Regions from separate parts of the Homo sapiens genome. Here region 2 is linked to region 1. Evidence: chromatin contacts called from ENCODE Hi-C or POLR2A ChIA-PET data. All regions are on one chromosome and are shown on one strand. The core of a region is the stretch at or near the end of the contact, and the rest is flanking DNA. Distances in the headings are between cores, read along the strand shown.

What was found. A loop is a pair of places that touch in the nucleus more often than their neighbours do. ChIA-PET counts read pairs that join two places held with the same protein, here RNA polymerase II (POLR2A).
Region 2: a map with no recorded cell type shows a loop between it and region 1 (1.8-fold over the local background). The contact joins two enhancer-like sites. A Hi-C loop is called at or near these places in 1 of 37 single-sample maps with no recorded cell type. POLR2A ChIA-PET finds 5 or more read pairs at or near these places in 2 of 52 experiments (Panc1 and WTC11).

What each region holds. Positions count from the first base shown.
Region 1 is chr15:50,146,711-50,151,333 of GRCh38, reverse strand. It overlaps a transcript of ATP8B4 not described here. Among named protein-coding and RNA genes, the nearest start is that of ATP8B4, 30 kb to the right of the region's middle. Within about 2 kb of position 1,998, at least 2 of the 41 ENCODE cell types and tissues checked have a DNase peak (open chromatin) inside an H3K27ac peak, as active enhancers do.
Region 2 is chr15:50,208,046-50,212,668 of GRCh38, reverse strand. The region is part of intron 4 of SLC27A2 (solute carrier family 27 member 2); the gene reads right to left. Among named protein-coding and RNA genes, the nearest start is that of SLC27A2, 28 kb to the right of the region's middle. RefSeq lists an enhancer at 1,333-1,912. Within about 2 kb of position 1,833, at least 3 of the 41 ENCODE cell types and tissues checked have a DNase peak (open chromatin) inside an H3K27ac peak, as active enhancers do.

The DNA of each region.
Region 1 (4,623 bases), core at 749-3,248:
AAGAAATTTTAAAATCTGAGCTTCCTATGTGATTAATATGTATAGAAAAAGTTATGTTTCTAAAGAAAAGCTATAATACACCTGTTATTACATTGTAACTCTGTGCATTGTTTTTGAGTTCCTGTGATCTACCTACAGACTAGACTAAATCCTGAATTCTAGAGCCTTCCAATCCAACTTTCTTTCATGGAATTGCTAAAAATTGAAAATGCTCCATTCCTGAAGCCCTATAAGCTGAAACTAGATAAATTTTAAGGAAGTTGTGCCTGATAATGAGTCACACAACAATTTACAAAACCACCTGATGCCACAGACAGATTTAATCTGCAAACCAGGATGAGATGTTTTCATGCTCTAGACAGCTTTTCCCAAGATGTTAGGACAGGAATCCATATCATAATGAGACTCTTACCCCTGTTAATGCCAACCATTTTCACTTTACAGGATAATGGTCATTTGATTTATTCAATTGGTTGTCTTTAGCCTTAGCCCAGGTTCATGTCTCAAAACCATTATGCAAATTAGAATTGTCATATTACTATTAATTTTGTGTTGTATTTTCTTATTTTAAACTTTGTATTTGTTATTTGTTAAATTCTTGCAGAGGTACAACTCTGAACAGAATAATGCTGGCCTAGAACTTGGGGATGATAGCAAACCCCTACGAAACAGACAAAATTAAACTTAATAATGGACTCCAGGTAGGCTAGCCTGAGAGCTTCGCTTCAAACTCCCTTTGTTGCTCAAATGTGGCCAGAAGAGTTTCAGTATGACTCGTAGTCACCAATCATTCCTTCCAAATGTGGGTGTAGATGAGCAACCTGGGACAAATCCATCCTGGTACTGAGGGACATCAAAATCCAACTATAGGTTGATTGATCAGTGATGCTTTTGGAGAAAGATCTTGATGAAAAGGAGGGAAGTGTGAAAGTTCTCAGAATCAAAATGGAGTCCATTGTGTTAAAATCCTCCCTGAGAAATGGATCTGGGGTAGGCCATGCAGAGAAAAGTTCTCATGAAATGCCTGATAACACATACTATCACAAAAGACTCTGCAAAACTCCCAACCTTGCACAAAGACCATCACAGCCTTTTGCAAAAAATACTTTTATGTGGACATTTGCCCAGCAACTCACTGTTCAAGCTCACCTGCTGTCACTCTTGTTACTGTTACTGATCCTTGTAGCCAAGGATAATTATCTCAAAAACCACTATGAAATTTTTTTTTTTTTTGGGACGGAGTCTTGCTCTGTCACCCAGACTGGAGTGCAGTGGCGTGATCTTGGCTCACTGCAACCTCCACCTCCCGGGTTCAAGCGATTCTCCTGCCTCAGCCTCCTGAGTAGCTGGGATTACAGGCACCCTCCACCACACCTGGCTAATTTTTGTGTTTTTAGTAGAGACAGCGTTTTGCCATGTTGGCCAGGCTGGTCTCAAACTCCTGACCTCAGGTGATCCGCCTACCTTGGCCTCTGAAAGTTCTGGGATTACAGGCATGAGCCACTGTGCCCGGCCAACTATGAAATTTTCTTAATTTTTCTCTTAAAAGCCTTTGTCTTCCTTTACTGCCCTGAATACACACATAGTTTACTATGGCATGTGCTTTCCCACTGCAATGCCTTATTCCCAAATACATATCATTTATTTTTAGAGAGTCTTTCTTTGCTATTTAGGTTGATAAATGCCTCTATTAGAATTTCATTCTAATGAAGTAGTTTTTCATTAGATTCACTTCTCTTTTGAGCATATTATCATCATTATCATTATTATTATTGTGGTTATTTCTCTAAAGAGCTCCTCTCTGCAGTTGTTTCCTACCACCTCAGTGGACTCTGTGATGATCAAAGAGATCTGCTTCAAGGCTTAGTGCACATACACATATTATCCCCTCCCATGCTTGCCTTTTGTTTCCTTATAAACTGTTTAACCAGGAAAACAGGTCTGACTGATTTGAAGAGGAAGAGAGGTCAGCAGTCTATCACCAGATCAGACTCTACCAGTGATACTAGGATCTCCTTTCTAACTTCTGGCCTATAGCTTACTCTCTCTTGTCTTCTGTGTTTTATGCTTATGACATGACTCAGATAATATACAGGGACATACTGGGCACTACGGCAGACCTAGCCAATCAATCATGGCATTATCTTAGGCTGAGCCTAATCATGTGTCAGAATTGTTCTTAACACAATGTTCTCAACTGCCACCACCACATTCACATTTAACCCCTGAGATTAGTTCTGCTTATCATCTCTGTAGTATTGATTCATAGATGAACAAGAGAATCACCTGGGAAGCTTTAAAAATAGCATGATGTATTGTTATTTTTAAAAGGGATACTTATCTTTTTGAGATACATACTAAGTACTTATGGATGAAATGATGTTGAACCATTTGAGAGATAGTTGTAGACAATATAACATTTTATTCCTAAATACTTTCAGTACGTATCACTTAAAACAAGAGAATTTTGTAATCTAACTACAACAGAATTATAACACTTGGGAAACTTGAAGTCGATACAATTTTATTATCTAATATTACATTTAATATTATTATCTAATATGAATTCTTATTCAGTTTTCGAATTACTTCAATAATATCTGTGTTAGCCTGTTTTGTGCTGCTATTACAGAGTACCTTAGACTGGGTAATTTATAAAGAACAGAAATTTATTTTTTCATAGTTTTGGAGGCTAGAAAGTCCAAGATCCTTTGCATTAGCAGGTTTGGTTATCTGGTGAAGGCTGTAGCCTCCAAGAAAAGGAATGCTGTGTCCTCACGTGGCAGAAGGTGGAATGGCAAGGAATGCATACTGCATGAAGCCTCTTTTGTAAGGGCCTTAATCCCATTCATGAGGGAGGAGCTCTCATGGCCTAATCCCCTTTTAAAGGCCCCACCTCTTAATACTGTCATATTGGCAACACCTACATTTTGGAGGGGACACATTCAACCCATTGCAATGTCTTATAGCTTTTTTTTTGTAAACCATCCAAAAGCCAATCTAGATTACAGATTGCATTTAATATTAAATATAATTATTTATGTCTTTTATGTTTCCTTTAATCAAGAGCAGTTCCCCAGCTTTTCCTTGGTCTTTAATTGACATTAACATTTTTGGAGTCCAGGCCAGTATTTTGTTGAATGTTCTTTAACTTGGGTTTATGTGATGTTTCCTCATGATTAGATTCAGGTTTTGCAGTTTGGCAGGAACACTAAAGAAGTGGTGTTCTGTCCTTCTCAGTGTGTCAGACCAGGAGGCATCTGCTGCCTGATTGTCCCATTATTGCTCGTATTAAGTTGGATCACTTAGTAGAAATGCTAACTGCTAGATGCATTGGAAAGATATAGTTCTTCTTTGTAATTAATATGTATTGCATGGAGTTATACTTTTAGATTGTATAAATATTCTTTTACGCCCCAATTTCCCACTGAATGATTTTGGCACTCTTTGATGATCCTTGCCTGAATCTATTATTTCTATGGTGGTTCTGAGAGGGTGATTTTCTGTTTCTATCATTCCTTCCACATGCATTCATTGGCATCTTTTCTTTTTCTTTTTTTCCTCCTTTAAAGGTTGGGTATAGACTCAGCAATTTTCAAAAAATTCAATGTTATATATTCTTTTGTGTCATTGATCTTGGTTGGCTCCTGTGTCTTTTGGCAGGTCCCGATCAGCTTTTGAGCATGTTCTGATGTTCTGAAACAAAAGATGTTCCAGGATCACCTTGTGCTTCCCTTGACCCAGCCCTGGAATCAACCATTTCTCCGTGGGATCCTGCTTTTGTCTTTTGACTATGGTGTTTAGACATGGAAGCCAGGGTGCAGGTATACTCCTTCTGCAGGAGGGTTATTGCTTCTAGGCTCTTTCAATGGACAAAATAGGAAGTATATACTTTTTTTTTTTTTTTTTTTTTGGAGACAGTGTCTCTTTCTCTCTGTCACCCAGGATGGAGTGCAGTGGTGTGATCTCTGTTCACTGCAACCTCCGCCTCCCCAGTTCAAGCGATTCTCATGCCTCAGCCTCCTGAGTAGCTGGGATTACAGGCATGCAGCACCACACCCGACTAATTCTTGTAATTGTAGTAGAGGCAGGGTTTTACCATGTTGCCCAGGCTGGTCTTGAACTCCTGACCTCAGGTGATCTGCCCACCTTGACCTCCCCAAGTGCTGGGATTACAGGCGTGAGCCACCGTGCCTGGCTAATACATAGTTTTAAAGACCTCGAATTTGTACTGATACCTCTAACTTCGTAACCCAACACCAAAGAGTTTGCGTCTTCTTCCTTTACTCCATATCTCTTTTAAAAAACAAAAAACAACCCTCCCATAATGGGAAAACTGGTTCCCAGTGAGACAGCCAAGTGGGAAGAGGATCCCTGGAAAAACTCCAACTGGCTTGTGCACTGGGAAGAGTGCACACTGGGGTGGAGACACAGAAGTTCACAACATTTGCAGAAGGGTTCCTCTTCCTGTGTGGAACCTGGGATTCAAGGCTCCTCCTCTTCCTGTGTGGAACTTGTGGGTGGGAAGTTCTCTAGCAGGGACTCTGGCCTTAGGAGGATCCCTGTTTCCCCTTTTTTCCCTTTTACCCAATACAACCCTGCTTTACTCACGCTTCAAACCAT
Region 2 (4,623 bases), core at 584-3,083, 62 kb before region 1:
TCTTGGCTTACACTTGTTTTGTTTGAGGTGGTTGAAGATAGGGCCCCAATCCCTTCTAGCTTGTAGGGTTTCTGCTGAGAAATCTGTTAATCTAATAGGTTTTCCTTTGTAGGTCACCAGGTGTTTCTGTCTCACAGCTCTTAAGATTCTTTCCTTGGTCTTAACTTTGGATAACCTGATGACAATGTGCCTAGGCAAAGATCTTTATGTGATGAATTTCCCAGGTGTTCTTTGTGCTTCATGTATTTGCATGTCTAGGTCTAGCAAGGCTTGGAAGTTTTCCTCAATTATTCACCCAAATATGTTTTTCAAGTGTTTAGAATTGTCTTCTTCCTCAGGAACATCAAGTATTCTTAGGTTTGGTCTTTTAATCCTAGACTTCTTGGAGGCTTTGTTCATATTTCCTTATTATTTTTTCTTTGTCTTTATTTATTGGGTTAATTCAAAGACCTTGACTTCGAGCTCTGAATTTCTTTCTTCTACTTGTTCAATTCTATTGCTGAGACTTTCCAGAGCATTTAGCATTTCTAAAAGTGTGTCCAAAGTTTCCTGAATTTTTGCTTGTTTTTTTCATTTACTTTTTTTTTTTTTTTTTTTTGAGACAGAGTCTCACTCTGTCTCCCAGGCTGGAGTGCAGTGGCGCGATCTTGGCTCACTGCAAGCTCTGCCTCCCAGGTTCATGCCATTCTCCTGCCTCAGCCTCCCGAGTAGCTGGGACTACAGGTGCCTGCCACCACTCCAGCTAATTTTTTTGTATTTTTAGTAGAGAAGGGGTTTCACTGTGTTAGCCAGGATGGTCTCAATCTCCCGACCTTGTGATCTGCCTGCCTCAGCCTCCCAAAGTGCTGGGATTACAGGCTTCAGCCACCATGCCTGGCCCTGTTTTTTTCTTTAAGCTATCTATTTGCTTGAATATTTCTCCTTTCACTCTTGTAACGTTTTTTTGGATTTCCTTGCATTGGGCTTCATATTTCTCTGGTTCCTCCCTGATTAGCTTAATAACTAACCTCCTGAATTATTTTTCAGGCAAATCAGGGATTTCTTCTTGGTTTGGATTCGTTGCTGGTGAACTAGTGTGATCTTTTGGGGATGTTGATGAGCCTTGGCTTTTCATATTAGCAGGGTTGGTTTTCTGATTCCTTCTCATTTGGGTAGGCTCTGTCAGATGGAAGGTCTAGGGCTGAAGGGTGTTGTTCAGAATTTTGTCCCATGGGGTGTTCCTTTGATGTAATACTCTCCCCCTTTTCCTATGGATGTGGCTCCTGTGAGCCGAACTGCAGTGATTGTTGTCTCTCTTCTGGGTCTAGCCACCCAGCAAGTCTACCTGGCTCTGGGCTGGTACTGGGGGTTGTCTGAACAGAGTCCTGTGATGTGAATGATTTATGGGTCTCTCAGCCATGGATACCAGCACCTGTTCCAGTGGAAGTGGCAGAGGATGCAATGACTCCATGGGATCCTTAACTTTGGTGGTTTAATTCCCTGTTTTGTGCTGTTGGCCTCCTGCCAGGAGGTGGTACTTTCCAGAAAGCATCAGCTGTAATAGTGTGGACAGGCACCAGCAGTGGGCAGGGCCCTAGAATTCCTAAGATTATATGTTCTTTGTCCTCTGATACCAAGGTGGATAGGGAAGGACCATCAGGTGGGGCCAGGGCTAGGCCTGTCTGAGCTCAGACTCTCCTTGGTCAGGTCTTGCTGTGGCTGCTGTGGGGGATGGGGGCGAGATTCCCAGGTCACTGGAGTTGTGTACCTAAGAGGATTATGGCTGTCTCTGCTGAGTCATGCAGGTTGTCAGGGAAGTGGGGGAAAGTTGGCAGTCACAGGCCTCACCCAGCTTCCAGGCAACCTGAAGGGCTGGTCTCACTCCCACCGTGCCCCCTCAACGGCCCCGAGTCTGTTTCCAGGTGGAGGGCGAGTCAGGCTTGAAAACTTGCCCAAGGCTTTCTGCCTCCCAGCTGTTAAAGAAAGGGCTTTAGTTCTTCTCCGCCTGTGGAGTCTGCAAGCCAGATTCACACCCTCCCTGGAGTTCTGGCCAGGAGTCTTCTTGCCCCGTTCAAATTATCCCAAAGTTTAGCTAGAGAATTCCTTCTCCCTGTGGAGTTTTGCCCCCTGCTCCTCTGGCCACCCTCCTGATGGATCCCTGTGGTGCCAGGCGGGAATGGGCTGCTAGGGGAGCCAGTGAGCTCCCAGGGCCTTTCTGCAGCTTCCTCTACCTTTGTATTTTGCTCGGTTTGGCTCTCTAACTTGACGAGGCTCCAGGTAAAGTCGGGAAGTTCTACAAACAGACCTTCAGCTTCTCCAGTATGTGTTCGGGAGATGAGGGTCTCCCTTTCCCACTTCTGCAGTTGGGGCGATCACAGTATTTGGGGTGTCTCCCGGGTCCTCTAGGAGCAATCCACTTCTTTCAGAGGGTCTGTGGGTCCTCTTGGGGTTGCTGGTTAGTTCTTGCAGTCAAGCTGGAGCTAAAATTCACAATGTGAGCCTCTCATGCTGCTCTGTCTGGAGCCACAATCTAGTCCTGCCTCCCGCTCGCCATGATCCTGTCCTCCGTATTTTACTTCTTACACAGATTTTCAAATAACTCCCCTGTTTTAAGTCTGACACTTCATCCCACCTTCAGCTGTATTCAAAGCCTGCAATTTCTCAGCCTTCAGGAAGGCAACTGGCTTCCTTCCTGTTGGGACTTGCCTCTTAAGTTTCACCCTTCTCAGCCTACTATGTCAGTCACTGTTATCTTTTAGCTTCCTATACTATGTAGTTCATGGTTGCAATGTCTCTTAGTTTCTGAGATGATGGTGCTTGTGTGTGTTTTTCTCATCGCCTTGTTTTGGGGTGACTTCCAAGAGGTGAAAGGGAAGAAGGTCTTTATCACCTTAGAAAAACTCCAGAGTCCCTGTTCTTAATAATTAATATGTTACACTTCTGCCTGGACAAGGCTCCACCTGTTTGCTTTACAGAAGAGGCCCTTCATCCTTCTGTGTATTCTCACATCGTAGCCAAAAGGACTGTCTAAAAATGCCATCTCCCACATTGCTCTTCCATGTAAGGCCCTTTAGTCATGGCTTGTCATGTTCACATTTGAGTCTCAGCAGAGTAAAGCCCTTGCCACCTGACCCAGCCCCTCAGCTTCACCTCCTGCCAGACTGCTTGCAGTTCCCAGTGTGCTGGGTCCTTCATCTCACTGCTCACGTGATTTTCCTGCTAGCCAGAAGCCCTTCTTTTCTTGCCTGGCTGCAGAACTTCTCCGTACTCTTCAAAGCCCACCTTCCCTGGCGAACCTTCCTGATTCTGCTCCCCTTCCCTCTTTCTTTTGGCCTCCCTCTGTCTTGGGCCCCAGTCATATTGGCCACTCTCCACTCTGTGCTGCAACAGATCCATCCATTCTCTTTTTTGAACAGAATGAAGCTGATGCAGAGACAGAAATTTTAGGCTAGAAGGGACCACAGAGGTTATCTAATTCTGGGGGGACGCAGTCAACACTAGAGGTAAGTTGAATCTATTCAGCTTTTTCAGGGTTCTGGCCAATATTATTTCTCCTTCCAAATATCATGGTTCTATGTGTGGCCCCTGGAACTCTTTTTTGGTTCCCTTTCTGTCTTCCTCCTCCCACACTCCAGCAGGTGTCATAAAGCCTCATTGAGACCCCTGTACTGGAGCCTTGTCCAGTACAGACTGTAGCTTCAGTCTGTAACTGGAGGAAAGAAACACTGAGCTTTAGCAATATCATGCTCCAATAAATAACTTTCCCTAGATGACATTGTTTTTAGGCAACTACAAAAACCGAATGGGAGCTGACAACCATACACTGCAAGAAATGAATCAGAATGGCCTTTCATTACAAACAGTCGCTTTGAAAGCAAAGGCCCAAATACAATGCGGGAAGACGGCAAAATAGAAAATATTCACTATAATATTTTAAAAATCACTTAAGTCAGTAGCTTTGCTATCCCATCCCCTACTCAACCTCAGATGAGAGTGATTAACTAAGTAGAATGTTTTCCCTTATTTCTTCCTTTGTGTAAGTGGGCAGAATTTTCATTGATTCATTCAACAAATATGTATGGGGTACTTATTATGAGCTACACACTGTTAGGCATGGAAAGTGATAATGATAATAATGGCAACATGTGTTGAGAATTTACTAAGTTCCAGCTACTATGTGGTTTATATATATCATCTCAGGTTGTCTTCATAGACCCCATGTGAGGTAGGTACTATTATCTCCTTGTTGGCTGACGGGAAGCTGAGATTTAGAGAGGTTAACTATCCTGCTCCAATGCCAGAGTCAGAATGCAGGCCGACTAACTCCAGAGTACTTGCTCTCAGCATTACTTTAAGTACCTGGGGCCAAATCTGAACCACTGACCTGAGCAGGGCTGGAAGCATTCTCCATAGCCCACTGCTCTACTAGAGAAGCTACTGAATATGGTTAAGAAGAGGGCAGAGAAGCACAGTGGCTTCTACCTCCCAACACTGGCCCCAGATTCTCCTGATGAGCTGGGCCATATATGTCTGTGGATGGGTGTCACTTGGTTTAGCTGTTCTGCTAAGGCAGAGGTTGCCTCCCTGGCATCCAGTGCTTGGGGGTCGCTGGTGGGGTTAGTCCCTCCAGCAACAGCGTATTCT